Regions from separate parts of the Mus musculus genome. Here regions 2, 3 and 4 are each linked to region 1. The links are chromatin loops, found by intact Hi-C in ENCODE. Cell type or tissue: left cerebral cortex. All regions are shown on one strand. Links, peaks and the distances in the headings refer to the core of each region. The heading gives the core; the rest is flanking DNA.

Region 1 (7,302 bases), core at 958-5,957:
TTCCAAGTGCTGGGATTAAAGGCATGTGCCACCACCGCCCAGCGTATCCTGACCATTTTGACTTGTTGAAATCCTATTTATCTTCTTTCATATCTATGATGGTTTTGGCTAGCATGTGTGTGCACCACTGGCATGCAGTTATGAGGTAACCAAGAGGGTGTCGATCCCCTGGGACTAGAGGCATGGTTGTGAACCATCATGCTGGTGCCCTGAACTGGACCTGGATCCAGCAGCTGGTGTTGCACCCCCTGAGCCTCCTCTCCAGCCCCATAAACCCTTTGTTTTGATGGACTTGAACATCAAAGACAGTGCACATGATGTGTGGGCAACTGATGGTGGAGGTGAGGAGAGGGAGTCAGAGCCACACCCCACTTCAAGCTGGAGTTAAAGGCAGTTGTGAGTCACCCTAAATTCACAGAGACCCACCGGCTTCTGCCTCACCATTGATGGAATTAAAAGTGTGCACTATAGCCAGATGTGGTGGTACACACCTTTAATCCCAGCACTCAGTAGGGAGAGACAGGTGGATCTCTTGAGAGTTCAAGGCCAGCCTGGTCTACAGAGTGAGTTCTAGGACAGCCAGGGCTACTCAGAGAAACCCTGTCTTGAAAAAGCAAGGGGAAAAAAAGAGTGCTTCATGACAACACCGAACACAATTTTTTTAAAAAAGATTTATTTATTATTATATGTAAGTACACTGTAGCTGTCCTCAGATACACCAGAAGAGGGCATCAGATCTCATTACAGATGGTTATGAGCCACCATGTGGTTGCTGGGATTTGAACTCAGGACATTCAGAAGAGCAGTCGGTGTTCTTAACCACTGAGCCATCTCTCCAGCCCCGAACACATTTTTTTTTTTTCGAGAGACAGGGTTTCTCTGTATTGAGAAAGTGCTGGAATTAAAAGTATGTGCCACCACCACCCGCCTTTTTTTGTTTTTTTGTTTTTTGTTTTTTGTTTTTTCAAGACAGGGTTTCTCTGTGTAGCCCTGGCTGTTCTGGAACTCACTTTGTAGAACAGACTGGCCTCCAACTCAGAAATTCGCCTCCCTCTGCCTCCCGAGTGCTGGGATTAAAGGCATGTGCCACCATGCCCGGCTCAATTTTTTTTTTTTTCGAGACAGGGTTTCTCTGCATAGCTCTGGCTGTCCTGGAGCTCACTTTGTAGACCAGGCTGTCCTCGAAAATCAGAAATCCACCTGCCTCTGCCTCCCCAGTGCTGGGATTAAAGGCGTGCGCCACCACGCCTGGCTCAATTTTTAATATGATATTTTATTGAGACTTTCATACATGGTTTTTGTTTGTCTCTCTGTGTAGCCCTGGCTGTCCTAGAATTCACTCTGGAGATCAGACTGGCCTTGAATTTAAGAGCTTTGCCTCCTGAGTGCTGGGATTAAAGTCATGTGCCGCCACTGCCCAGTGAGTTTAGAGGTTTTCACTGGACAGTTTCTGGTGGGGTGTTTTGGCTCAAATTATCCAAACATTTATTAGAGTTTTTTCCTTTTTTTTCTTCTTGAGACACTCTTGCACTCTACAGCCCAGGCTGGCTTCAAACTCAAAGAGATCCACATGTCTCTGCCTCTGTCTCCCAAGTGCTGGCATTAAAGACATAAATGACTACTGCTGGCCTAGTTTTGATATTTTTAAAAAAGATTTATTTTATGTATATGAGTACACTGTAGCTGAACAAATGGTTGTGAGCCTTCATGCAGTTGTTGGGAATTGAATTTTAGGACCTCTGCTCGCTCTGGTTGGCCCTGCTTGATCCAGTCCACTCTGCTCCTTCAGGCTCAAAGATTTATTATTATACATAAGTACACTGTAGCTGTCTTCAGACACACTAGAAGTGGGCATCAGATCTCATTATGGGTGTTTGTGAGCCACCATGTGGTTGCTGGGTTTGAACTTAGGACCTTAAAAGAACAGTCAGTGCTCTTACCCACTGAGCCATCTCACCAACCCTAGTTTTGATATTTTTATTTTTATGTTTTCTGCTTCTTTGGAGGTTGTAATGGCTATTCCTGGTTGTCAGCTTGACTATATCTGGAATGAATTACAATCCAGAATTGGAAGGCTCACCTGTGATCCTGATCTGGAGGCTGGAAGATACAAGTTTCTGACCTGGATCTTGGCATGGAGATCTTGAGGCATAGTGACTATGAGTCCCAGGAGACTAAGACAGGGAGAGCTCCGAGTTCAAGGTCAGCCTGGGAAAAAACAAGTCCCAGATCCAGGCCGGGTGGTACACACCTTTAATCTGGGCCACACCTTCTGATAGAGACCTACAAGGACATTGGAAGAAGGAAGACTCCCTCTTCTTTGCCAGCACAGCTGTTGGAATCTACTGGCCTGTGGGACCGAGCAACTGTTAGATCTTTGGACTTCATTCACAGCTGACTGTAGTTGGAAAGTTGGACTGCAGACTGTAAGTCATCATCACAAATTCCCTTACTGTATAGACACTATCCATAAGTTGAGTGACTCTAGGGAACCCTGACTAATACAGAGATGGTAGCACTATGTAGCCCAAGCTGGCCTGGAACTCACTACGTAGTTGAGGGTGAACTCTTTCCTGCCACCGCCTGAGCCTCCTGTAAGTGTGACGTATGTGGCAGCAGGGATGGAAACAGCCTGGCTGCAGGCTTCATCTTTAGTCTGAAGTTTTCCCTCCTGGTGGCTTCTACCCCACCCCCCACCCCAGGCACCATTCCCATTGTGCTTCTATGGTCTGGAATCTGCGGCCTCTCAGGGATAATTCATGTTATTGAAGTGGTACTGAGTTCCCAAATTTACAAAGTAGCTGCTCTACTGGAAGTCACAGTTTTGGTTCTCAGCACTCTCACATGCCTGGTCACAACTATTTGCAACACCATTTCCAAGGTATCTGAGGCCTCAGTGGGGTCCTGAATGTGACAGACATACACACAGGTAAATATGATAAATCTCTAAATACTTCTAACTATATCTCTGACCCAGAGTTCTCACCAGAGTGATAACTCTTCCCGTCAGAGAATTCAGGGTAATGTCTTGGGGACATGAGAGGCTGTCACACTGGGGGAGCTCAGGTACAGATCGGGTAGAAACAGAATGTTGTCTATTGCCCCTGACTCTTTCTGGATCTGTCCTTGGAGTCTGTCAGGGGAAGGGTGGAGGTGGAGGAGGAGACTTCCTTATCACTGCCATAGTTTAAGGCAATGTCAGAGCAATGAAATGGAGGTGAAACTCCAGAGTCTCCCTGTGTGATGTGGGTGCTGGCCAGCAAACCTGTGTGCTCAGGAGAGCAGCCAGTGCTCTTCACCCCTGACCTGTCCCTCCATCCAGCCTGACTCTGTTTGTCTAGTCTGTGTTTTCCCTGGATTTCTGTCTTCACGTCTGTTTCTCTGATCTTTTTTCTTAATTTATGTGCTTGCATAAGTCAGTTCTCTCCTCCTTTTAAGTCCTGAAGGCTGAACACATGTAGAGCAAGCACTTTTCCCACCTTTCCTGGAGTCTAGGTCTCTCCCTCCCCCAGGACTCTCCTGGCAGTACACCCCGCCCCCTAGTGGCCTCGGAGGGAACCATAGACTCACGGATCTATGGACCTTGTAACCGGCCTGTGCGTAAACTTGTGTGTAGAGGGAGTCAGGCAGGGTGAGCACTCGTCCCTCAATCATACTCCAACCCTTATTTTTTATTCGTGCAGTTAAAAAAGGGCACAGATAAAAATAATTAGATTAACCACCCAAAAACACTGCAGCAGGTGAGTTGAGGCCAGCGGCGACGTCTTACCCAGCCACCTTTTTTGATAACTGTTATTTAAAATTCTGTGTTGTGTGTGTGCGCGCGCGCGCCTACCACGGAGTCCCTAGGTTCAGAGACAGCCTGAGGGAGGCATTTCACTCTAGCCACCTTGTGAACTTACGGGGATCGAACTCATGAAGTCAGATTTGACGTCAATCGCCCGCAACCTCTGAGCCATCTCACCAGCCCAGCTGCTCTTATTTTGCACAGGAAACGCTCCTCTCTATGCCATGGATCTCAGAGGCGCTACATTAAGGCTTCAGGTTCGGGAGTGTCGACTTTGGGCTACTTTTTGACCTTTGACCCCTCCCCCAAGGCCGTTAAGAGCAAGCCTGGGCTGGATCTCTTTAGGGATCCACGAGCCTCTCTCTCCACCCTCCCCCATGCCTCCAGTCGCGGCCGTTCCCCGGAGGACGTTGACGCGCGTGAACTCTAACCGGAGGCCCGAAACTCCGAGGTCACCACAGCCAGCCCAGAGGTTTCGCTGGCCCGTCGCGCTTGCTGACGGGCGTCTGCGACAGCCACTGGCAAATAAAGTCCCGCCCCCACACACCAGGGCCAACCACTGAGGGGCGGGGCTTGAAGCCACAGCCCACGGCCGCTCCCTTACAGTCGCTTGCTTACTCCCATTGACGGGCGTCTCAGACAACCAATGAGAATTTAGATCACGCCTTCTCAGATGGAACCCGAACTGTCCAATGTCAGCTCGGGCGCCCACCTAGATCCAAATAGCCCAATCCTCGTTGGCGATTGAGGCGGGTCCGAAAGGTGGGGCCTAAAGCTACAGCCAACTGCCGCGCACGTCGGCTCCGCGAGGGGGCGTGTCCACCGTTGCGACGTGCGACGACGGCGCGGCGCAGGGCGGTAAACAAGATGGCGGCGGCGTGTCGGTCTAGGAAAGGGGAGGCGGCTCACGGCGTCCGCGAGTGAGGCGCGAGTCGCCGAGGGCGGCGCCGGCGTGGAGTTGTCTCTCGCGGGCAGCATCTTTCTGCCTGGAGTTCGATTCCCCCCTCGCCGCTCCGGCCTCCTGCCTGTCGCGCGGCGGCTAGGCGGCGAGGGGGACGCGCCGCCTGGGGTGGTTTTTTTCCCCCCTCGGTCCCCGGAAGATTTCCTGTCCGGATTTCGTGTCCGCGACTTGCGGGTGTCCCGGTGTCCCGCGTCCGGGTGGAGTCTGCGCCCCGAGAAGTCGTAGAACTAAGGGGCCGCGCGCGGCTTCGGCGCGGGCCGGACATGGACGGCGCGGACCGGCCTCGACGCGGCCGCCTGGGCCCCTGAGCGCGGGGCCCAAGTGGCGAACATGACCTAGCGGCCCGCGCGCCGCGACGGCGGACCGTCGCCTCCGTCGGAAGCAGCGTCCCCGGGGACCCGAATTGGGGGGACGCGAGGGTTGGGGGGGCTCATTGCTTTTTTTTTTTTCATTCTTATTTTCATTTTTTTTCTCCCTGAGCACCTAGAAGAAAAGGGGAAAATCAAAAGTGAAGAATTGGCGCCCAGGAAGCGGACGTGGACCCGGTTGTGGGGACCGGGAGAGTTGTGGAGGTCGTTCCTGTTTTTCCCCGTTCCTTTTTTCCCCTTCTTGGAACATTTGGAAGAAGCGGGTGGGGGGGGGGGAATTCGAACTTGAAAAGAATTGGCGCTCCCGAAGGGGACGAGGACAAAGAGTGGGCCAGGATGGACGTGGCGGACCCCGAGCCGTTGGGCCTTTTCTCCGAGGGCGAGCTGATGTCGGTGGGCATGGACACCTTCATCCACCGCATCGACTCCACCGAGGTAATCTACCAGCCGCGCCGCAAACGCGCCAAGCTCATCGGCAAGTACCTGATGGGGGACCTGCTCGGGGAGGGCTCGTACGGCAAGGTGAAGGAGGTGCTGGACTCCGAGACCTTATGCCGCAGGGCGGTCAAGATCCTCAAGAAGAAAAAGCTGCGCAGGATCCCCAATGGAGAGGCCAACGTCAAGAAGTAGGTGCCAAGGGCCTGGGGCCGACGCGGGCGCTGCCTTGAGCTCCTTGGGCAGCCCTTCCTCCTACTTTCTGGCTCTTCTCTTTCCTCTAACCGTTTTCTCTTCTCATTTCCTTCCTCCTTTTTCATCTCTTTCCTTTTACTGCCTTATCTACCCCATCTATCCCTGAGCGTCACCTCGTGGGGTCTGTATGTTAGGGCAGCCTGCAGGACTGTCCTAGCAGGAGGTCGTGCAGCCAACTGCGCCTCCAGCCCCCCTCTTTGGGCCAGGTCCTGGCGCAAGTCGCGCCTGGCTTCTTTGGCGGGCGTTGCCAGGCGGGTGGCTAGTTTGTTTACGCAGCTAGAGGGAACCGGTGGGGCCAAAAATAATGGTGAAGGGGGTGGGGGGGGTAGCCGGCCAGTGCTTGCGCAGGTCCCTGCGGTGTCGTGCGCGTAGTTGGCGTCGTTGGCCCGTGGGGACTCTTTATCGCCTGCTAGGCTTGGCGGAACTTGGAAAACTTCACCTACCGGCTTCCAAGAAGGGGCCTTATCTTTGGGACCAGCACTGGCCACACTCTGCCTAACTGACCTTGCCTCTGGTCCTGTCCCAGGAAAGGCTGGCAGCTTCTTGTTTTTGCCAGCTGGGCACTGCTTTGAGTGGTACGTACAGGAAAGGAAGGTGGACAGATATCCAGGATCAGATGTGTGGACCCAGGGGTGGAGCAGGGCAGGCTGGTGGCCTAGGCTCCTCTCAGGACCTCCTTGGCCTTTTTTGTAGGAGTGGTCTTAGGTCAGTCTTGCACTGGGGAACCTGGGCACCCAGCATCAGGTGTTCCTTCAGAGGCCTGAGCTTGGAAATTCCTGGCTTGAAATCATTGTCTCAAGGTGGAGGTGCCAGAGGTTGCTCACCTCCAGGTGGTGTCTGCTGGTCTCCAAGGCAAGTGGCTTCCTTTGGCTTCAGGGTAATGGTTCTTGGAAGCCCACCATGTCTGGGAGGCTGCCCAGGCCTGCATCCTGGCTTGGGTCAGCTGCAGTCCTTGTAACACATGGCAAGCCTGTGTGCTCTCTCTGCCTGTGACAGAGGGCCCCAGAGCTCTGTCTGCGACTTCCTAGCCCTCACCTGCTGCTTTAGGCTTCCTGCCATCTCAACACCCAGGTTGGGGTGTGGCTTGCAGAGCCAGGCAGGTTCAGCTGAGAGAGATTGGTCCCTAGATCCTGAAGTAAACCCCCCCCCCCATGAATTAGTGATGCTGGACACAGTCAACACTGGAGGTCATCAGGACTGGGGAGCTCCTACACACTAGGGTGATATAAGGAGCCTGCACGGTTCCTCAAGACAGGAGTTGGTCTGGGCAAGTAGACACATGCCTCTCATTGCAGTGCTGGAGAGACTGAGGAAGGAGGATTGCTTCTGTTTCTAGACCAGCTAGGAGTGCATGGGAAAACCTGGTTTTATAAGGGAAACTGGTTGGTAGGGTGAAGGCCCCAGGACCCACAAGGTGAAAGCAGACTCAGTTCTCACAAGTTTGCTCTGACTTCCATGTGTATGCTGTGGCACATGTATATACACACACAAGATAA
Region 2 (7,302 bases), core at 1,073-6,072, 75 kb before region 1:
CAGCTCTGGAGTCACTCATCCTGCGACAATGGCCAGGACGGAACCCGTCAGTCAAAAGGCAATCCAGTTATGACCCACAGGCTGTGGCCCACAGCTGTCAGGGTGCTGTGCAGAGCAGTGGGCTCTGGGTTTCCCTGCATGCGGTGCAGCTGTGGGTTCCTCTTCATTGTTTTCCTGGAGACACTCACACCGAGAAGGAGTCCACAGATGTGCAGCAATCCTCCTGCTTCAGTCTCTGAGCACTAGGTTTCCCCTGGCAAGAGTATGGGTTGTTTTGGGTTTGTTTGTTTGCTTGCTTTCTGAGGCTTACTATGTAGCCCTGGCTGGTCTGGAACTCACAGACATCTGCCTGCCTTTGCCCCTGGGCATTAGGATTCAAGCCTACCCTCCCGTTACATTTTATTTTTGTGGGTGCAGCTCTGACCCTCTACCGGGTCAAGGACAAGTAGCAGGCTCATCTGGGCAGTGCTGGGCTCACCTGCGGCTACTGCACCAGGCGGTAGGTGATGTAGCGGCCAGCCGTCTCACTGGGGCGGATGATCTTCACGACCTGTGGGAGCAGGCAGGCGAGGGAGTGGTGGTGGCAGGGCCTTGGGACCACTGGCCTATGGCAATGGTGGTCTTGGCCTCAGAGACAGGGAGGAGATGGAGGAACCAGGGAGATCCAATAATTCCCAAAGGGCCTAGGAGGGGAACAACCACTGTGGCTTCTCACCTGCCCTCGCTTGATCCCAAAGTACCGTGCCACTGGGTCCCCGGCCTGGATTCTGGGTAGCTGGCTCTCACGAAGCTTGCTAGAACAGTCAAGGAAGCAGCTGGCGGGCAGCGCTGGGGTGAGGGGGGTGTGGGGACAGAGTAAAGGATACTATCGAGCCAGCAGTTCAGTCACCTCCTCCTTTGTCATGACCACGTGCTCAGGGACTAGCTGTGGAGACAGAGACCCACCCACAGGCACGCGGCCATCAGGAACTTCAACAGACCAACAGACTAATGGGTATTGTCATGGGGCTGGGACAGAGGACAAAACCAGGCTATTAATATCACCAAGTTGGATGCTCAGGGCCAAAACCGGGGAAGCACCCCGCCCCGGCCCGTGTCCTGGATGCAGGCAGCACTACGCCCCACCCCACCACACACACCTCGTGCTCTGTGATATTGATGAGCAGCTCCTGCTGTAGAAACTGTTCCAGCACATACTTCGGGGCCATGTCCACCAGGGACTGCTTGGCGGAGGGCGTCATGCCCTGCTGCACCACAATCAGCGCCCGTGTGATGTTTTCCTCCTGCATGCGCTGGCAGTATACCTTGATGGTCTTGATGCCCACCTTGGGCTCCTCTGCGGGCACACAAGCACCACCCTCACACTCACTACTGGAGCCTGTGGTCTTAGTTTCTCTGCTTGCAAGGGAAGACTAGAACATCAAGGCAGCCATGATGGGGCTGCCAGGGGGCTCAGCTATCACTGCAGAAGCTGCAGGGTATGCAGGAACTGCGGCCCCCCTGGAACGGGGGTGGGGGCTCTCAGCAGCTCTGGGGTTTGGGGGATATGGTACTGTCAGCTTAGACAGCCTCAAGGAGAAACTGACTGACCAAGAGATGGACCCTGTGTCTACATGAGGCTAGCCTTGTCTCCTCAGGCAGAGCGCAGGAGCAGACCCAGGCCACCTAGTTTGCAAATTGCTGGATAAACACAGGTATATTTACATTATGACTCATAATAGTAGCAAAATTAGTTATGAATTAGCAATGAAGATTTTATGGTTGGAGGTCACAATGTGAAGTGTACTAAGGGGTCCCAGCATCAGGAAGGCTGAGAACCAATGCCCTCCATAGTTGTCCCGGAAGTCATTGTATAGACCAGGCTGGCCTCGACTGCCTGCCTCTGCCTCTCAAACACTGGGCTTACAGGCATATGCTACCATGCCCATCCCCGCACCCCCCAATTCTCACACTAAAAACCAGGTCCCGGGGCCACAAAGCATTAGGTATTAAAAGAGGCAAGCTGTCTGGGGAGACTGAATGTAGCTGCACAGGGAGGTCCTGGGCTCCCCAATAGCCTTCACTCCCACAAGACACCTGCGCTGCTGGCAGAAGCTGTAGAATACAGCACACAGGGGGTGTGGGGGTGGCATAGCTGGCCCTGGGACTCCCAGGCAGAAGCTATAGAATACAGCATATAGGAGCCAGGGGGTGGAGGGCTGAGAGCTGGTTCTGGGGCTTATGGGATGAAAACGACACCAGCAAAAGGGAGGCTTCCCAGGGGAGACAGGGACAAAAGCAGGCAGCTGCCACAATCTTACAGGCAGCGTTAGGCCAGAGTGGGACATGCATTCACTGGCACCTGAGCCAGGGCCTGGAGGAGACCACTCCTGCCAGCCCAAGGGCCTCACCTGGGAAGAACACAAACATCTGGTCTGTGGGGTCATCGTTGTGGGCCACCAGCACCGTGAGGTCTGTGCGCCTTGGCCGTCCTTCGCTGGGCTTGTCCCCAAACTGCGCCTTGAATTCCTCAAGTGTCTGGTCCAGTTCATCCTGGGTCACCAGGTAGCCACGGTCATGACACAGCTGCAGAGACAAGAGGCAAAGAGGCAGTCAGCCTGAGCACTTAGCTCGCAGACCTGACCCTGAATGGCCGAGGCTGGGGACTAACACTGAACTGATCCAGCAGTACCCAAACTCTGTATAGGCTCAGACCACAGCGGCCCGGCCAAGCCTCTCCTCCCCCCAACCTCAGTGGAGCAGGCTGGGATTAATCCCCTGGCAACTGTAGGCAACCTTCTGAATACAGGCACCTTCCTGTCCCCAGTCTTGAGTGTTCCTGATGAGGGAGACTAGAGCATCATCCAGGATCAGGGCTGAGGAACAGGCATGAGGTGGCCCTGGGCTCCACCAACACAGCATAAGTCAAAACTATGCATACCTCTTTATCTAATAATGGTGTCTCATGTGTTCAACTCAAAACAACCAAGAATTTTTTCTTTTATTCCCTTTTTCTTTTTCAAGACAGGGTTTCTCTGCGTGACTTTGTCTATTCTGGAAATCACTATGTAGATGAGGCTGACTTCTAATTTAAAGAGATTCGCTTGCTTCTGCCTCCAGAGTGCTGGGATTAAAGGCGTGTACCATCATACCGGCTTGTTCTGTTTTTAAAAATACTGTTTTTTCATCCTATGTGTGTCTGGAGTCCCCAGAGATCAGGACAGGGCGTCAGATCCCCTGGAACTGGGGTTACAGATGGTTGATAGCTTTCGTGTGGGCGGCTACCTAGCTCGCATAAAACCAAGTGTGACCACGCAGCAGCCCCCTCTCCCGAAACGGAGCCCACCCAGGCCTTTTCCCCTGAGGCAGAGTTAGGAGGTGGAAGCAGTAGGATTTCTAAGAGTTGAAGCCAGCGTGGGTGGGCTCCACACTTTAAACGGGGATGCATTCCAATCCAGGAGGATTGGCCCCTGCGGGAGGCGGGCCTCGGCGGACAACCCGCAGTTAGTCCGCAACTGAACGCTCGCTCGCATAAAGCTCCTCACGCTTGATCACCTGCATGATCGTCTTGCGGATCTTCCACAGCCGGTAGGTCTCCTCCTCGTCGTCCATGCTGTCGCGCTTCCCAAACAACTGTGCACGCGCGCTCGTGGAGCTGCCAGCACGGAGCCTGCGCCGGACGCACAAAATGCCCCCCGCCCCCCGGCAGTGCGCCTGCGCCAAGGGCTGGGAAGGCCCCCGCCCAGGTTCGTGCTGTCTAAGGTGAACGCCGGAATAAACCTACTTTCCACGACAGGCTGCGCGTTGGGCAGCCCCAGCCTTCACCGGGGCGGTGTCGCGCGTCGGGAAGATCTCGCGATACTTGACCTGATAACAGTTTTATTTCCCTCCCTTAGGCGTCTCCCGGGCTGTAGTCCACGCCTTTAATCCCCGTCCTCGGCAAGCAGATCTGTGAGTTCGAGGCCAGCCTGCTCTATAGCCAGGTCTACAGAGAAAACCCTGTCTCGAAAGAAAGCAAGAGACCAGTGATGAACAGCCAGGTTCATGTGCCTCAATTTCCCTTTTTATACAAGTTTTTATTAGTGTATCTGCACTTTACATGAGAAATCGGATGCAAGCACCCACATGAGGTGGCCCCCAGCCATTTGTAACTCCAGCTCCAGAGAGTCTGATGCCTCTGGCCTCCAAGGGCCACACTTACAGGTCTATACCCACATGCAGACACACAGATAAACATAGTTAAACGACTAAAAATCTAAAATGAAAACAATCGATGTGCGGGCATACACACAATGAACAAACAAGTGTGTATATGGTGGGCTAACTCGTGAAAAGTTTGAGAAGGTGGTGAGAAAATGAATCCTAGGGAAAGGGATTCCAGGGCTAAACCCTTCCAACTATACAATGGGAGTTCACAGGAACGCCCCTTTCTCCTTTTCTTTCTTTCTTATTTGTTTATTTATTTATTTATTTATTTATTACATGAAAGTACACTGTAGCTGTCTTCAGACACTCCAGAAGAGGGAGTCAGATCTCATTATGGGTGGTTATGAGCCACCATGTGGTTGCTGGGATTTGAACTTCGGACCTTCAGAAAAGCAGTCGGGTGCTCTTACCCACTGAGCCATCTCACCAGCCCTCTCCTTTTCTTTGGGGGAGTGTGCTGACTTGAAATTTGGTATAGAGACCAGGTCTCAACAGCGCAGAGAATGGCCTGCCTCTGCCTCTCAGTGTTGGGATTAAAGGCGTGTGCCACCAAGACTGGCAAGGTCTGTCCTTGGAAGTCCAGATGCCTCCATTCTGTCCTGATGTGCGTCTGACAGCTCATCTACAGATCATCACCAGTTCCTGCCTGAGAACTTAGGCTGATCCCAACTGGGAAAGACAAGTTTTTGCCAAGTACACTGAGCCCACCATCTACCCTGTAGACCAAGGGGCTTAGGCTGCTACAGTTGGCCAAAGAAGCCATGAGTGTGCAAAGGAAGGGGACATGGGCAAAGACGTTTCTTGGAGAAGAGAGCATTGCCTGGGCCTGGGAGTGGTGGCCGATGCATTTGATTCTGGAGGCCAAGTGGGTAGATTTCTGTGAGCGCTGTGCTGAACACCCCCCACCCCCAGCAGGGGAGCCCCTGACTTCCACTTTCAGGGGGGACATGACCCTCTCATTATTGGTGGTAGTGAACAGTCAGAGCCTAAGTATGTGTACTTGGGACCTTAGGAGCTTCCCAGTGGCCATGTGGATAAGTGTCACTGAGGGTGTCCTCCAGCCCTTGCATGTAGGAGCCCCTCCTCCCACCTCCTCTGTGCCTGGGATCCTGCCCCTTGTTGTGACTGGTGAGACTGGGGTCTCCCTGGCCCCTTTCCTGGGACCCTCTCAGCCAGTCCCCCAGCCCATCTCCAGCTGACTGCAGAAGCCTCTCTACCAGGGACCCCACAGCAACCACACTGGCCTAGGATCCACAGAGGGCAGCAACCAAATAACTGAGCAGATGCTTAGATCCCGGTGTGAAGGCCCCGAGACCTTAGCACGGCTGATGGAAGAGCCATACACTGTAAAACTCAGCTGAAACAGCACCAGCTGCCAAGACAAAAACATAGGCCGGGGACTGGTGAGATGGCTCAGTGGGTAAGAGCACCCGACTGTTCTTCCGAAGGTCCAGAGTTCAAATCCCAGCAACCACATGGTGGCTCACAGCCATCTGTAACAAGATCTGACGCCCTCTTCTGGAGTGTCTGAAGACAGCTACAGTGTACTTACATATAATTAATAAATAAATAAATCTTTAAAAAACAAAAAACAAAAACACAGGCCTTAGTCATCAAAGCCCATAGCTCTGGGAAAGTCTCTAAATATACTAACCTTGCTTTTTGACCTCTGTAGTTCTGCCTCTGGATACATGTTCTTGCTAGGGCTGGAGAAATGGCTCAGTGGTTAAGAGCACTGACTGCTCTTCCAGAGGTCCTGAGTTCAATTCCCAGCAACCACATGGTGGCTCACAACCATCCGTAATGAAATCTGATGCTCTCTTCTGGTGTGTCTGAAGATAGCAACAGTGTTCCCACATACATGAAATAAATCTTTAAAAAAAAAAAAGTTCTAGCCAGGCAGCGGTGGCACACACCTTTAATCCCAGCACTTGGGAGGCAGAGGCAGGTGGATTTCTGAGTTCAAGGCCAGCCTGGTCTACAGAGTGAGTTCCAGGACAGCCAGGGCTACACAGAGAAACCCTGTCTCCAAAAAAAAAAAAACAAAAAACAAAAAAACTTTTTGCTAGTGAAGTGTGTCAACCCAAAACATGGCTTTTGTGCATAAAAGCTCCTCCTGAGAAAGGCTCAGTGCTACACTGGGATTCCGAATACCCAGGGGTCCTTGCTGGCTGGAAAACAAAGACTTTCTCCTGGCTTCTCTGGTGGACACCTCAGAGCAGCAGAGCAAATACAAACATGAACAGGCAGGATAATAGAGCTCCTCCTCTGAAGGCCAGCAGCCCTACGCAGGGAGGCAGGCGCTGAGAGACACAGACAGCTGAAGCACAGGCCAGGGCCGGAAAGCAGTAACTATAGGAGCTCCAGGACCCTAAACTGGGCACAGATAAATCCTTGACTGCAGCTGAAGGAAGTCATGAAAATAATTGAAGACTGAGGTAGAAGTTCACAAAGACAGAGAATCAAGCCAGGTGCAGTGGCGCCACGGGCCTTTGGTCCCAGCACTTGGGAGGCAGAGCTCTGCAAGTTCAAGGCCAGCCTGGTCTACAGAGGAGCTCCAGGACAGCCAGGGCTGCACAGAGAGACCCTGTCTTGACTGAAGTGAAATGAAAAATGCAGACTATCAGGCAAAGCCTGAGCTCAGCGCCCACTGTGCATGTCCCTCTCTGGCGACGCAGTGCCCACTGTATGTGTCCCTCTCTGGAGACGCTTCTTGAGTAGATGGGCACAGAGACCCACAGCTAGACAATGTGCTATGAGCAAGGGACTTCGGAACTCTTGGCCCTAACAGGGGTGTCTTCATTGACTCCCACCCAGGACTCGGGGATGTACAGGGGAGAGGAGGAAAGCTTACAACCACCAGAGGAGCGAGGGCGTCCCCAAGCTGAGAGGGGAGGTGGACATGAGCTCCCACCAGTAACCCAACTGTCATCCCTGTGCGAAGGAGAAGTCAGCTTCCTCCAGTGGAGCCCGTGTACCTTAACTACACTTCCAGATAGTCCAGCAGAGTCAGCCAAGACAATTTGAACTCAGTTGAGTTTGTTTTTGTCTTGTTATGGTCTTTTTAAAAAAGATTTATTTAATTAGTATATGTGTGTACACTGTAGCTGTGTTCAG
Region 3 (7,302 bases), core at 1,344-6,343, 60 kb before region 1:
GAAAGAGTCCCCAAAGGGGCCTCCACCCGAGGTTGCCTCCGCTTGTATGGTTTCACGGCCCCAACTTATTTCGAGCAGTTAAACATGTTCGACAGAGGCAGAAACTCCAAGGCTGTTTGGACGAAGGGGGGAGATTTACAGTTTAAATATAATTTCAGTCTTTTGGTCACAGACTAGGGGCCTGTTGCCTGGCAGAATCCCGCCCTTCCTGCGAGTGGCCTTGAGGAAAGAGGGGATGGACTAGCCACAGGACTCATGGGCCACCTTTGAACCCCAGGGCTTTGATATGGGGGGACCCGGTTACAGGCCAGCTGTGAGCCCGGAGTCAGTCTCCTTTTGTTATGGGGATGAAGCTTAACTGGCTAATCTTTTTTTCTTTTTCTTTTTTTTTTTTTTAATCCCCCCCCCCTTAACTGGCTAATCTTAATAACAAACCTGAAGGCTATTCTCTGTCCTCCGTTTAGCGGCCCGGCCTACTGTCCCTAGGTGGCTGCTCTACCCGGAGCACTCCCTTAGTTAAATTCCACTTTGCATAACTTAATCTTTCTTAAGTCCTTCTAGCAGGTTGTCCACGACCGCGGCTTCTCATTCCCAGGGTCCCCTGTTGGTGGCAATGGCTCTGTCTTTCCAGTGCTTGGGGAGCAAGAGGCGAGAAGCTCCGAGGAGCCTGGGGAAATTGGAGACCTGGTCTCAGAAAACAAAGGAAATTAGAAACAAAGGCTGGGGCTTAAGGCCTCACTTGGTATGTGTAAAACCTGGGGTCCACACCCAGCACCCGATAAACAAACAAACTTGTCATCCCGGCAGGCACTCAGGAGGGTGAAGTAGGGGGATCAGGAGTTCAAGGTCATCCTTGGCTACAAAGTGAGTTTCAGGCCAGCCTGGGCTACGTGAGACCCTGTCTCCAAAATAACAATGAGGTAAAAGTCAGGCTCTGTCCAGAAGCTGGTAGCTTCTCAGGAACTGCCAAGTAGCTTTTCGCAGAAGCCCAGATCTTCATTTCCCAACTGGCTGAATTAGGGTGAAGTTGGGGTCACTTGGGAGAGGAAGGCACTCCATATGCAGATCCCTCCCAGAGCCTGGGGCTGGGTTCCTGAGTGGCCGCCTTCAGCCCCAGCCCTTCAGCCCCAGCCCCTCGTCCAGAAGTACGGGCCTTTGAGACGCCCTGTGAGGGTGTGTTGTGTATTTACAACTTAAGCTAAAGCTCAAGTGCAAGTCCCTTAGAGGTCTTCAGTGACTCTCAGTGTCACCCCAGCTTGGGGGCTGGGAGGAAACAGCTGACTTCCTGAGGCGGGGGGGGGGGGGGGGCCCTCAGGGCAACTGAGAACTTACAGGACAGGATTGGGCAAGAATGTATCTGACACCCCAGATCATCTTAACCTTGGGGGGGGGGGTGTCTGCCCGTGGGGCGTGAGCTCCCTTGGACCCAGATCCCCGGGAGGGCTCCTGTCTCGCGGATGGCTTACTCCAGGGTTCAGAAAAAGAGGATTGAAGGGATTAGAGTCCAGGCGAGGGCGTGGACAGGCAGCTGAGCTGAGGAATGTCCTGAGTCACTCCTGTGACACGGGGAGGGCAAAGGGCCCAGTGCTGGGCTGAGAGCTGTGGGGGCTGGACAAGGCCATAGGTGAAGTTGCAGGAGGAACTGTTGGGCCTTCAGCTTCTCACTTAGGCCCCTAAGACCTGTGGCTTCTTTGATGTAGGCAGGGACCTCTGAGGACAATAGTAACTATTTATATGTCTCTTGCCACCTTGCTTTCCTGACACAGGGTTCACTGTAGCCTTGGCTGACCTGGAACTTGCTTACCAGACCAGGCTGCCCTCTAGGCTCCAAGGGCTGGGGCTAAGAGTGTGACCACTAGGCCCATCTCCATCTTGGTTTTGAGGCAGGTTCTCTCTCTGACCACGAGTACTTGGGTGACCTGACTTAGCTGCAGGGATGCTCCAGCCTCGGAATCGCAGGTTCTGGAATTACAAGAGCATCCTTGTGCACCAGATTGCGTGGGTGCTTCGATTGGGACATAGTCCTGTGTTTTCATGGCAATGGCTTTCTCACCAAGCCCTCTTATCACCCCCTCAAATCAACTTCACAGGAATCAATATCTACAGGTGACAAGATAGGGCCTGGTGTCATTGACCTATCTATCACCCTAGTACCTAGGAGTCTAAGGCAGGATTGCTGAGTTCTAAGACCGGCTGAACTGTAAAATTGGGGGTCGAGGGGGGGGGGAGAAGCTACATCTGGGGTTCGGGACTCAATGGGTTGAGAGCCCTCACTTGCATGCTGCAGGTTCTGGGTTCCATCCCTACACCTCATGGCAGCACACTTTTGCCATTCCATAGTTTAGGTTAGCCTGAGCTACAGGAGGCAACCTCTGATAAAGAAAATAGAAATGGAAGGGATGTGGGGATTGGCCGACACCGAGATCCCAGCACTCAGTAGGCTGAGGCTGGCGGTCCAGGGGTTCAAGGTCATCCTCTGCTATATAAACAGTCCAAGGCTAGCCTGGGTTACATGAGATTCTGTTTCCAGTAGAAAAAGGAGACTCCTGTACTTTCAAAGGGGCTCTTTAAGGGGATGACTTTGACACGCTTTCTATTCCCAGAGGTTCCCCAAAGCGCCCTGGCACCCTGCTCCGCTGCAGGCAACCTCGCGGATAACTGTCCACAGCCCTCCAACGCGTCGTCCGCGAGAACGCGGCTCCCGTTTCTCCCGCGTCCCTATCACTGGGCATGCGCAGTTGCTGATAACAACAAACTCGTAAGCCCAGCCCCGCCCAAGCCGTCCCTTCATTCAGGCTTCCCATTGGCTGCAGGGGCCTCGCGTCTTAGCGCAGGCGCATCTGACCAATAAGAGACGTCAGTGGGCGTGCCCGAGGGCGGGCAAGCCATACTCGGCCTCGCGCGTCCATTGGTCGGCTGCGTGAGGGGAGGAGCCGCTGGCTCCGGCCGCCGAGATGAGCTGGGGCCGTCTGAGCCGCTTACTTAAGCCAGCACTGCTGTGCGGGGCTCTGGCTGCGCCTGGTCTGGCAGGCACCATGGTGGGCTACTGGGAACTTGGAGGATCGCGGGTGGGGGCGGGGTTCGGAGTCGGGTCACCGTATCCAGGGTGGAGATCAGGGGTCGTGGGATCGGTTAGCTAGAGAAGGGGGCACCCAGGTGGGAAAGCGGAGCCTGATAGGCATCTCCGGGGTTGAACAAGGCTAGGCCTCGGCGCGGGAGGTCCTTGGGCGGTGAGAACCGGTGTCGGGGTCACCATAGCGGGCTCTGACCTGGTCACGCGCCCTGCCCGGCCTGGTGCGTCACAGTCGGCGGCGCCTTGGCTACCGGCTCTTTGTCCCCGCGCTGTGCTTGGGACGCACAGACCGGCGGGCATGGGCCGCGCGGCCGCCCGCAAGCGGGGACGCTGCAGACAGCGCGGCGGATCCCCGAGAGGCCGGCGACGCCGTGGACCTGGACGCCAAAGTCCTAGGAAACGCCCGGGCCCTCGGCGAAGGAAAGCGCGCGCGCGCCGCCGCAGGAGGGCGCGCCCTCGCCGGATGGAGCCCATTCCTGAACCTTTCAACCCGGGGCCTCTGCTGCAAGAGCCTCCCCAGTACTGCAACAGCTCCGAGTTCCTGGGCTTGGTGTGCGGCCAGGGATACCCCTGCCGTCCTCTTCCCTGGTAGCATATTCTAGGGGTGTCCACAGATCTTATCAGGACGACCTGAAAGGGGCGTACTTAATGGAAGGAACCTTGAGACTCCTCCACCTAGTGCCCCAGGACTTTCTTTCTTTGGCACCGGATTCTTCTCCCCTAGGGGACCTGGGTTAGGACACTCAGTTTTCCTGTTTTACAGTGTGCATCCCGCGATGATTGGCGCTGTGCGCGCTCCATGCACGAATTCTCAGCCAAGGACATCGACGGGCACATGGTCTGCCTGGATAAGTACAGGTGGGTTTCTAGTCATATGGGCGGTGTGCATGGCTGGTCTGAAAATGGGGATTTCCTGACTGGCTTCATTCCCACTCTTTCTCTCTCCCAGGGGTTTCGTGTGCATCGTCACCAACGTGGCCTCGCAATGAGGCAAAACTGACGTAAACTACACTCAGCTAGTCGATCTGCATGCCCGATATGCTGAGTGTGGTTTACGAATCCTGGCCTTCCCCTGCAACCAGTTTGGGAGGCAGGTGTGTGGCTGTTCCCCAGGCAATGCCCCTCATACGGGGTGGGGGTGGGGGGCTGTGTCAGTGTGTGTGTGTGTCTCAGTGTACAGTGTAGTGTATCTTCCAAGTAAATGTTGCTTCCTGCAGGAGCCAGGAAGTAATCAAGAAATCAAGGAGTTTGCAGCCGGCTACAACGTCAAGTTTGACATGTACAGCAAGATCTGTGTAAATGGGGACGATGCCCACCCACTGTGGAAATGGATGAAAGTCCAGCCCAAGGGCAGGGGCATGCTGGGAAAGTGAGTGGCCCTGGGGGAGGGAGGGGACAGATGGCTCTGGACCTGGGTGGGGAGCAGGTGCCAAATTTTTAGGTTTTTTTTTTTTCCTTGTTTTTTTTGGGGGGGGGTGTGTGTGTTTCATTGTGTAGCTCTAGTTTGGGTCAGAACTCAGAGATCTGCCTGCCCTGCTAAAGTGCTGGGATTAAAGGTGTGCACCACCTGGCTGAGCCTCAAAGATGACTTTAGTTGTATTTTATGTGTATGGGTGTTTTGTCTGAGTGTATTTATGTGTACCACGTAGGTACAGTGTCTGCAGAGACTAGAAGAGGGCATGGAATTTGCCAAAGCTGGGGTTGGTGGGTTGGTAGCCACCAAGTGGGGCCTGGGGGCTGAGTTTGAGTGCTCTTTAAGGACAGCCAGTGCTCACAGTCTTTGGCCTGTCTGCCCCTACCACGCCAGATTATTTTCATTTTGTGTATGCGTTTTGTGTGCATGCAAGTCTGTGTCATGCATGCATGCATGCTTGAAGCCCTCCAAGGCCGGAAGACAGCCTGTGAGTCCTGGGAATTGGAGTTAACAGACTTTCGGTGCTGGGAGTGTAGCCCATTCCCCAGAAGAGCAGTGCATTCCTCTAACCACCAAGGGAGCTACAGCTTCAGTTTCCCTGGCTGGCCTGGAACAGACTATGTCCAACCAGGCTGGCTTAGAACTCTCATATCCACTTGCCTGTTTTCTAAATGCTGGGATTAAAGTTGTGTACCACCATGCCCTGGCAGGTACCACTTGTAAACATTCTTTTTTTCTCCTTCCCCCTCCCCTCCCAGTGCCATCAAATGGAACTTTACCAAGGTAAGTGGCATACAGTGTGGGAATGTGTCCCAGCTCCCCTCCCTCCTCCACGCTGGTGCTCAACTGTCAACACATGTTCCTCTGTCTTACAGTTTCTCATTGATAAGAACGGCTGCGTGGTGAAGCGCTATGGTCCCATGGAGGAGCCCCAGGTAATTATTACCTTTGCCAAAGCAGCCCGAGCCAGGGCTGTGTGCAGTTGCTGAGGGGCACGTCTGAACGAGTTATCTCCCTACAGGTGATAGAGAAGGACCTGCCGTGCTATCTCTAGCTAGCCCTACAAGTGTGTGCCCCTACACCGAGCCCCCCTGCCCTGTGACCCCTGGAGCCTTCCACCCCGGCACTCATGAAGGTCTGCCTGAAAACCAGCCTGCTGGTGGGGCAGTCCTGAGGACCTGGCGTGCATCCCTGCCGGAGGAAGGTCCAGAGGCCTGTGGCCCTGGGCTCGAGCTTCACCCTGGCTGCCTTGTGGGAATAAAATGTAGAAATGTGCTGCTGTGTGTCTTTGGGTCAGAAACTGAGCAGTGGGGATCAGAAGGCAATGCCTGTGCTCCAGGACTCTGCAGGTACAGGTCTGGGTCGGCTGCTCAAAGGTCCCTGCTGAACCCAAGGCTCTGCCCAGGCCAGCTGGAAGGACCAGGATGTGGACAGGGCTGTTTAAGGATGGTGGTAACCTGCTAGGAGGCCTGAGGTCTGGGATGCTGAGCCAAGGTTGCCGCAGAGCTGAGTTTGCCACATCCCATGTTCTCTGGGGGGATTGTGGGGTGACTACCTACGGTGAGTAGGTAGAGTGGTATCATTCAGCTTTGAGAATGTCCCCTGCCCTTCTGGACTATTGGCCTTTTCACTCCCCGTGGAACTGTGAGCTTTGTGCTTCCAGTCTTAAGTGATCTTAGGACTATGGGCTAAGTATCCTAGGCTGCCTTCCTCTGGTCTTCCACTGACTTATTGAAGACCTGCCCTTCCCCAACCCCTCTGCAGGGGTTGCAGCCTCAGCTCTGTGATCCTTAGATCCCCCCTTCCACTGACCTGTAGGCCACAGCACAAAGTAAGCAAAAGGCACATATATTTTAAAAAAGATCTTTACATATGTACACGAGTTCATTATAAATACATAGAAACCAGGGCCCGCCGGCTGCCCACAGACTCCGGGGCTGGGGAGAGGCGGGTGACAATAATTTAGGGAGCAGGGGATTGCATATATTAACGGGGTCTGCCCCGTGGAGCCCCCATAGCCAGCGGGGCCCGAGCACCGATTTCCTGAGTTACCAGCTCTCTGGGACAACCAAGCCCCACGGCTTCTAGGCTGCGCAGCTGTAGCAGGTGAGGCACAGAGAGGCCCCACTCCCCACTGGCTGGGAAGGCACTGTGGCCAGGCACCTCAGTAGTCATGGGAGCCTCTGCTTGCAGAGGAGCCCATAGGCCTTGCTGCCCAGTACAGTTGTAATCCAGAGGCTGAAGTAGCAGCCTAAGAGTTTGGGAAGGGTGGGCTGAAGTGGATGACGCTCTGTCGCTCTGTGCCCCCGCCACCCACGCCCACCAGAGGTGCAGGGGTTTCGGTGGGTCCCGCGCGCAAAGAGCGGAGCATGTCTTCCAACACTTCCCTGAAATTGATGTCGCAGCTCTGGTGTGCCAGCTCCACAGGGTTGGTAGCAGGGTCTCTAGCACCCAGCATCAGAGAGCTGGGGTCTGGGGGCGGCAGCGAAGGGAAGGCGAAGCGCGGAGGTGTTGGGAAAGCCTCAGCTGGGGGACTGTAGGTCAAGTCCAGCACCTCACCCGGACCGCAAGGAAGCGTAATCGCACGTGGAGTGGGTGGGCGCGCTGCCAACCCATGGGTGCTGCGGCGCTTCACTTCTGCATCCATCAGCTGCAGTTCCTGCAGTACGCGGTGAACGCATCCCTCGGGGATCTTGATGCCTGTGGTGGCGCGGACATACAGTCAGGCCCGCCTGGGGACCATACTAGGGAACCCTTTCTCCAGGGACCCCACACCCACTGCTCTACTCACCCACTTGCTTCTTCTTGTCCTTGG
Region 4 (7,181 bases), core at 2,182-7,181, 160 kb before region 1:
ACACTGAAAGTTTACATTTTATGACCTTATTGTGGATTGTATTTAAACCTCAGAAATATTTAACGGGCTTGTAACCCTGTAAATCAGTGATATTAAAGAGTTGAGACACTTCTGTGAAAGAAGAGTGGCTTTTTTGATTTTGTTTTGTTTTGTTGGTGTGTGGAGGGGACCCCACAGAACATACTAGGAATGGATGTCTGGGGACAGGAATAGTTGGTGAGACTTAGGAAGCACCTGGTTTGTGTGGAGGAGGCCCTGCCTGCTGCATGCTTTCTCCTTTCACTTCATGTCTGTATGGGTGGTGGGTGCAAGGTTGCCCCGTGGATGGTGGGTGGGCGCTGTGTGCAAGGTTTTCCCCTTCCACCCCATCGGTCTCAGGGACTGAACTCAGATCATGGAGAGGGTGGGGTTCCTGTCTAGCTACTGTTTCCTTTCTTGCTTAAAAGAAAAACAGAACAAAAACCAAACAAACAACTTTACTATCTGAGAATTTCATACAGTCTATGCTGACTGTATTCTCTTGGGACAGGGTCTCATTACAAAGCCTTGCTGGCCCAAAACTCAAAGCACAGAGATGGGCAATGCCTCTGCCTCCCGGGAACTGGAACTAAAGCCGGGAGCCACACGCATGGCCTGTCTCAGAACCTTTGCATAGGCTGTTCCCCTGCATGCCTTCCCTGTCGGCCTCCTGTCTGTGAGCCATTCCTTTCTAGCCCTACCCTCAGCTCACACTGAGACAACATCAGCCCATCTCTGTCCTCTGGGCTAGTTACATGTGACGCTCACACCTCCACCTCCTCCCCGCCCCCCCCAAAACCAGGTGGAGCCCTCTTAAGCCAACTAACTCCCCAGGGCTCGCCACCAACCCCCACGGCCACCACGTCCCATCATCCAGGGACCAAAGCTCCTGGTAACCTCCAGGAGACCAGGCCACCTACTTGCCTCCTGGCTTCCGGCTCACGAGTCCCTCAGCCTCCAGAGAACTAGAATCAAAGGTGTGTGCTGCCACACCTGGCTTGGCCACTTCCAGCTGTGATGTGCCTCAGTGGGCACCAGGGAGAGGGTCCCTGGGCACACCTTGACGGGCAGTGACCTTACACAGGGGACTTGGGAGACTGCATGACTCAAGGCAGATGCGGCCTAGTGGACAGGCCCAGACCTGGCCCACCCGATGCTCATCCTGCCTGCTCTGACTGAGGCTGGCCCAGGCTAGTCCATCCTCAGGTTGCTGACAGAATTGAGGAAAACAGCTGCTGGCTGGCTCCTACTAGCCCCTCAAACCAGCATTTTATACCCTGTTCCTGAGGAAGGATGTCATCCACCTGCCCCTGACACCCAACTTGGGGGTGAAGGATAAGGGCCAGCTGTTTTTGTATTTGTTTATTTATTTTTAAAGTCTTTCAGGAAAATTGGCTTAGTTGGTCCTGCTGTTTTCTCTCCTTGGCCAAAGAGCATCAGAAAGGGAACTTGAGTGGCCCTGAGGCTGCACAGCTCTGAGATGCCTCAGAGCCCTGTAGCACATCCCACCCAGGGATCCGAAACTACTCAGACCGGCAGAACAAAATTCCAGGGAGGTCAATTGGACCTCCCTCCTCCTGGGGGTGGGGGGGAGGTTCCAGTATCATCCTTTCCCTCCCTCCTCCTGAGGGGGGATCCACTATCATCCTTTCTCCCCGAGGAGTCCCCAGATGATGGGCCATCCATGGGGGGATGGTTAGGCAGTGACAGAATGGAAACATTGGGGCTACTGTATGGGGAATTATGTTTGTGCCTCAGTTTCCCCTGATGCAGCTCCCTCAATCATTGGTGGTTCCTTCCATTTTTTCAGAGGTCTGGCAACTGGGTGGTCTCAAACGCCCAAGTGTGGCTTTTGTTCTTAAAGCCTACACAACTGGACTATCCTCATTCCAGGGGCTGGGCTGGAGGCGGGCTGACCTCTAACCTCAGAGTCTGCCTGGCCACCCACCCCCAGGGAAGGAACGTGACCAAGCCTCAAGGGCTGGCCTGCTGCAGGAGAGCCTGCCCCAGCTGCTGTCCCTGCCCAGCACCCTAGAATGGAGGCTGAGAAAGCTTCAGGTCAGATAGGGATGTACCTGGGGCCTGAAGCACATGAACCCATCAGCCACAGGTTGTTGGGGCGTGGGGGGAGGCAAGGAACCAGTGGACTAGATTCCTACAAGGAGCTCACCCACCATTCAGACCTGACAAGTGGAACTTTGCACCCAAGTTCAAGCTCCCAAGTTGGCCTTTGACACACATACCTGACCCCCGTGCTGAGGACCCAAAGAAGATAGATTGTCTTCTATCTTTCTTTTATTTCTTATTATCTATTTAAATTCTGACATGGGGTCTCATGTACCCAGACTAGCTTCAAAGGCACCAAGTAGCCCAAAATGACCTCAGATTCCTGGTCCCAAGTGTTTGCAATGACACCTGTGCACCCATGCTTGTTTTCTGTGACACTGGGGATGAAACCCATCCAGGGCTTCATGCTGCTAATCCAACCCCCTCTACCAACTCTTCTACCCCCACTACTGAGCCCTTTCTTTCTTTCTTTCTTTCTTTCTTTCTTTCTTTCTTTCCTTCCTTCCTTCCTTCCTTCCTTCTCCTTCTACCCCCACTACTGAGCCCTTTCTTTCTTTCTTTCTTTCTTTTCTTTTCTTTTCCTTCCTTCCTTCCTTCTTTCCTTCCTTCCTTCCTCTCCTTCTCTTTCTTTTTGTTTTTTTCAAGACAGGGTTTCTCTGTGTAGCCCTGGCTGTCCTGGAACTTACTCTGTAGACCAAGCTGGCCTCGAACTCAGAAATCCGCCTGCCTCTGCCTCCCAAGTGCTGGGATTAAAGGCGTGCGCTACCACTGCTGCCTGGCTGAGCCATCTGTTTCTTGTTTCATTGTTTTTTAAATTAAATATGTATGTATCTGTGGGGGGGGGGTACATTCACTGGCATGCAGGTCCCTCTGAGTGCCAAAGGTGTTGGATCCCTGGAGCTGGAGTTACAGGTGACTGTGAACCACCCTGGAGAAGGTGCTGGGAACTGAACCCAGGTATCCTGCAAGAATAGCAAGTGCTCTTACCCACTGAGGCAGCTTGAGATAACCTCTCATTTCTCTTCTTAGTCACACTTTAGCATTAAAAGTAGCTTCATCCTAGCTCATAGGCAGCTGAGGTAGGAGTGTCTGGTGTTTAAGAACAACCTGAGCTTAAACCTTGGGGAATAAATTTCCTCTCTCCCATAATGAAGTAGCACATGACTGTCCCCTCTAACGTTCTCAAATGCAGCTCTACATGCTCCATCCTCTGCCAGACCTGTGTCTGTGCCACTGGACAGCACCTTGTTCCTGAGTTTCTTGCTCAAAGTGGTGCCTTCTCTTGAGAACCACCTACCGTGTCCTCCCTGTTCCCCCGCAGCTCGAGCCTGCCATCTTGGGGCCACATTGGGTGACACGCCTCACTCGGACTCGTTTCCTCTCTTTCTGGCCTGAGGTCGCAGGGTCGCTGAGTCCAATGCTTGCACCCAGCATGCAACCTTGCTCCCTTCACAGGCCCAATAGCTGCTCTTAGACCCAGCTCACCATCCCACCGTGCGTCCAGCTCTGCTGCCACGGCAGGCGCAGCGCTCTGGCAGCCACATTCCCAGCTGCGATTCCACAATTGCTTGCAATCTCCTTTACTAACAGCACATGGAGGGAGGGAGGGAGGGAGGGAGGGAGGGAGGGAGGGAGGGGACACTTGGTTTTAGACCTGGCCTATGACCAGCAGCTGTGACCCGAGGCTAAAGGTTGCTTGGCTAGAGATTGACCTTTTGGGTCTACACGGAGTGAACCGAATACAAATTTGAAATTTATGGCTCAAAAGAGGAAAGGGCAAAGAAGCGGCAAATCCATAAAGGGCGTGGGTCGATTGGTAAGAGTTTAATCACCAATTCACCTCAGCCAGACATATTATCCTTGATGAGTATGTAGCCTGATTTTACATGCAGTAAGTCACTAACTTCATTTGGTCTAAATAAAGTATAAAGATCAGTGGTTTATATTTTTGCTATAAAACAAGGTTTAAAAAGTAAACCGGGGGCTGGTGAGATGGCTCAGTGGGTAAGAGCACCCGACGGCTCTTCCAAAGGTCTGGAGTTCAAATCCCAGCAACCATATAGTGGCTCACAACCATCTGTAACAAAATCTGACTCCCTCTTCTGGAGTGTCTGAAAACAGCTACAGTGTACTTACATATAATAAATAAATAAATCTTTAAAAAAAAAAAAGTAAACCGGTTTCAGAGGGAAAGCCAGGAAAGGGGACAATATTTGAAATGTAAATAAAGTAAATATCTGAAGAAGAAGAAGAAGAAGAAGGAGGAGGAGGAGGAGGAGGAGGAGGAGGAGGAGGAGGAGGAGGAGGAGAAGAAGAAGAAGAAGAAAAGAAGAAGAAGAAGAAGAAGAAGAAGAAGAAGAAGAAGAAGAAGAAGAAGAAGAAAGAAGAAGAAAAGAAGAAGAAGAAGAAGAAGAAAAGAAGAAGAAGAAAAGAAAGTAAATAAACCGGTCACCGGTGGTGGAGGCTCAAGGCCACCCAGCACATAAAGAGACACTGTCTCGAAAAGAAAGAAGGAAAGAAAGAAAAAAAGAAGGAAAGAAAGAAAAAGAAAACAAAAGAAAGAAAAAAAAAAGACAAACCCAGCAAACAGGTAGCAAAAATACCTTCCACTACACAGAGGTAATACAGTGCTGACCGGCCAGGGACTCCCCAGTCTTCTACGCATGTGCAGGAATCCAGTTTTGTTTTGTTTTGTTTTGTTTTGTTTTGTTTTGTTTTGTTTTGTTTTGTTTTGTTTTGTTTTGTTTTGTTTTGTTTTGTTTTGTTTTGTTTTGTTTTGTTTTGTTTTGTTTTGTTTTGTTTTGCCCCGCCCCGCCCCGCCCCGCCCCGCCCCGCCCCCGAAGAAGCTCCTGGTGTTCTTTAACCTGCTTGGCTGGGTCTAGCATTACGCCTTTCGCGCACTGGCTTGTACGCATGTGCAGGTCGTCTGGCTACGCCCTCTCACCTGCTGCTAGCTCCGCCCCAGAGCCGCGAACTTTTTACGCATGCGCACGTTAGGGCTCCTGGAACCCGTAAAGCACCAGGCAATCAACAGCCTCCTCGGCTTGGTGAAGCTACCGCGCATGCGTAGACTTTCCAGTTTGGCCTCTAGGAGGCGCTATGGCCGTTCTAGTCGGCCAGGAGCCATCTTAACAGTCTCTCTAAGGATGATGGGATTCAGGGGCGGGACTGGCAGAGCAAGATGGCGGCGCCCATGGAAGTGGTGGTGTGTACTGACGCCGCGGCACAGCTCTGGAGCTGCGTGGTGTGGGAGCTTCATTCGGGCGCCAACCTGCTCACCTACCGAGGCGGCCAAGCGGGGCCGCGAGGCCTGGCGCTACTCAATGGCGAGTACCTGCTGGCGGCGCAGCAGGGCAAGAACTACATCTGCGCCTGGGAGCTGCAGCGTAAGGTGTGGGGCCTCAGCGTCCGCGGGGCAGCCGAGAGTCCTGGGGCGCCGCCAGGGTTGGGGTCCCGGCGACCCTGGGGTGGCTGCGTGACAGGGCGTACTCGGAGGCCGAGGGGTTTTCTCCTAGGGAGATGGCGCCAACGCACGCGTGCTCAGATGAAGATCGATGGCGAATCCGCTTTTGCACGCTTGTAGTGTTAGGGACGCCAATTTTGATGCAGAAGGGAAAATGGGGTCCGTTAGAGGTCATGCTTTTGGACAGCATGGCAGATCAGAGATCTTGAGGAGCCGCAGGAAGACAGAGACCGACGGCCCGTCCTTTTGTTACCCTCGTAAAGAGTCGCAGATCTTCATAGTCAGGACTGACTGAGGCCTGGGGTTACTGGTTCTGATGTTTCTGGAACACAGAGCTTCCTTCTTGTCCGCTGGGATCCCTACTGCTGAGCCCTGACCCTGCCCTTCACTGGGAGGTTCTAGGCAGTGGTTCTAACCCTGAGCCGCACCGACAACCCCTCACTTGAGCAGTCTGTCTCCCCAACCCCCTTACTCTTGCTCTCTGTACTAAAAACTTTAACCTTCCATTGCCTCCGTTCTGATACTCACATAGTTTGTCTTGTATCCTGTGTCCCTAGGATCAGCTCCAACAGAAAATCATGTGTCCTGGGCCTGTCACCTGTCTGACCACAGCACCTAATGGCTTGTATGTCCTGGCAGGAATTGCAGAGAGCATCTACCTGTGGGAGGTGAGAACAGCTTGTCACACGTATGTGTCACTTGGGAATGCTAGAGAGTAAAACTGGTTGGTGTCCAGTTTTACCTGAGGTAGGCAGGTGGTCTTGGAGATCTTACCCATGACTTCTGAAAACAAAAATGTGGCCATGTCTATAGGGTCCTCATTTGTGACTGAGATACAGGACAGTGTTCAACCTGCTGGTGGCTCTAGTGCTGTCGTGAGCAACCAGGAAAGAAACTTAGAAAAGGGCAGTGACCAGAATTAGTACAGAGGAGGAGGAGGCAGGAACCAGAAGCAGTGCAGAGGAGGAGGAAAGCATTTATTTACACTTGTGGTTTATATGAGGGAAGTCAGCGCAGGAAGCAGAAAGTCAGTTAACATCCATAGTCAGCAGCAAAGAGAAATGCTCCCGTGATTGACTACACTTGTTGCTCTTGCAGAGGACCTGGGTTCAATTCCCAGCACCCACAGAATGGCTCACAGCCATCCATAACTTCAGTTCTAGAGAACTTGACACCTCTTTTGATCTCAGTAGGCACCAGACTGCCCACTGCATGCACATACAGGCACGCAGGCAAAATACTCATAAAGGAAATAAACCTGAAAAAAGAAAGAAAAACTGTCTACTGAATGAGAGAGCTGGCTCAGCAGTTAAGAACATTGGCTGCTCTTTCAGGGGATCCAGGTTTAGTTCACAGCACTCACATGGCAGCTCACAACTGTCTGTAGCTCCAGGGAACTAAGCACCTTCAAATCTGGCCTCTGAGAGTACCCCTAGACCTACAAAGAAATTTAAAGCCTGGCAGTGGTGGCACACGCCTTTAATCCCAGTCCTTGAGAGGCAGAGGCAGGTGAATTTCTTAGTTCAAGGCCAGCCTGGTCTACAAAGGGAGTTCCAGGACAGCCGGGTCTACACAAAGAAACCCTGTCTCTAAAACCAAAAAAAAAAAATTTTTTTTGCCGGGCGTGCCTGGT

Evidence for each region. Peaks named below come from ENCODE experiments on the same cell type or tissue, not always from the same donor. Only the 100,000 strongest peaks of a DNase experiment are listed, where the experiment ranks them.
Region 2: a loop joins it to region 1, with 4 times the contacts of the local background. A loop is called at or near these places in 11 of 42 quality-filtered maps.
Region 3: a loop joins it to region 1, with 8 times the contacts of the local background. A loop is called at or near these places in 17 of 42 quality-filtered maps.
Region 4: it touches region 1 in a loop (10-fold over the local background); 2 of 42 quality-filtered maps call a loop at or near these places.

What each region holds. Positions count from the first base shown.
Region 1 is chr10:80,111,166-80,118,467 of GRCm38, forward strand. Stk11 (serine/threonine kinase 11) reads left to right here and starts at 4,630. Exons shown (of 10, transcript NM_011492.5): 1 at 4,630-5,742. The coding sequence starts at 5,453. In left cerebral cortex, for the core only: CTCF peaks have their summits at 3,540 (motif pointing left) and 4,584; DNase peaks (open chromatin) are centred at 3,557, 4,464 and 5,721; H3K4me3 peaks cover 2,161 bases; H3K27ac peaks cover 1,966 bases.
Region 2 is chr10:80,036,049-80,043,350 of GRCm38, forward strand. Polr2e (polymerase (RNA) II (DNA directed) polypeptide E) reads right to left here and starts at 3,611. Exons shown (of 7, transcript NM_025554.2): 1 at 3,535-3,611; 2 at 2,391-2,565; 3 at 1,140-1,336; 4 at 867-925; 5 at 716-794; 6 at 479-550; 7 at 1-253. The coding sequence starts at 3,591. The coding sequence ends at 485. In left cerebral cortex, for the core only: a CTCF peak has its summit at 3,868; DNase peaks (open chromatin) are centred at 2,090 and 3,773; H3K4me3 peaks cover 2,054 bases; H3K27ac peaks cover 1,047 bases.
Region 3 is chr10:80,050,678-80,057,979 of GRCm38, forward strand. Gpx4 (glutathione peroxidase 4) reads left to right here and starts at 2,888. Exons shown (of 7, transcript NM_008162.4): 1 at 2,888-3,038; 2 at 3,837-3,931; 3 at 4,023-4,167; 4 at 4,291-4,442; 5 at 5,246-5,270; 6 at 5,363-5,422; 7 at 5,509-5,762. The coding sequence starts at 2,955. The coding sequence ends at 5,541. Sbno2 (strawberry notch 2) reads right to left here. Exons shown (of 32, transcript NM_183426.2): 31 at 7,279-7,302; 32 at 6,315-7,187. The coding sequence ends at 6,739. In left cerebral cortex, for the core only: a CTCF peak has its summit at 3,527; DNase peaks (open chromatin) are centred at 2,840, 3,498 and 3,952; H3K4me3 peaks cover 2,890 bases; H3K27ac peaks cover 1,592 bases.
Region 4 is chr10:79,954,897-79,962,077 of GRCm38, forward strand. It overlaps Wdr18 (WD repeat domain 18), which reads left to right and starts at 5,256. Exons shown (of 10, transcript NM_175450.4): 1 at 5,256-5,476; 2 at 6,106-6,216. The coding sequence starts at 5,267. It overlaps Arid3a (AT rich interactive domain 3A (BRIGHT-like)), which reads left to right. Exons shown (of 9, transcript NM_001288625.1): 9 at 1-122. In left cerebral cortex, for the core only: CTCF peaks have their summits at 3,426 (motif pointing left), 4,184 (motif pointing left) and 5,177 (motif pointing right); DNase peaks (open chromatin) are centred at 3,423, 4,734 and 5,119; H3K4me3 peaks cover 1,457 bases; H3K27ac peaks cover 500 bases.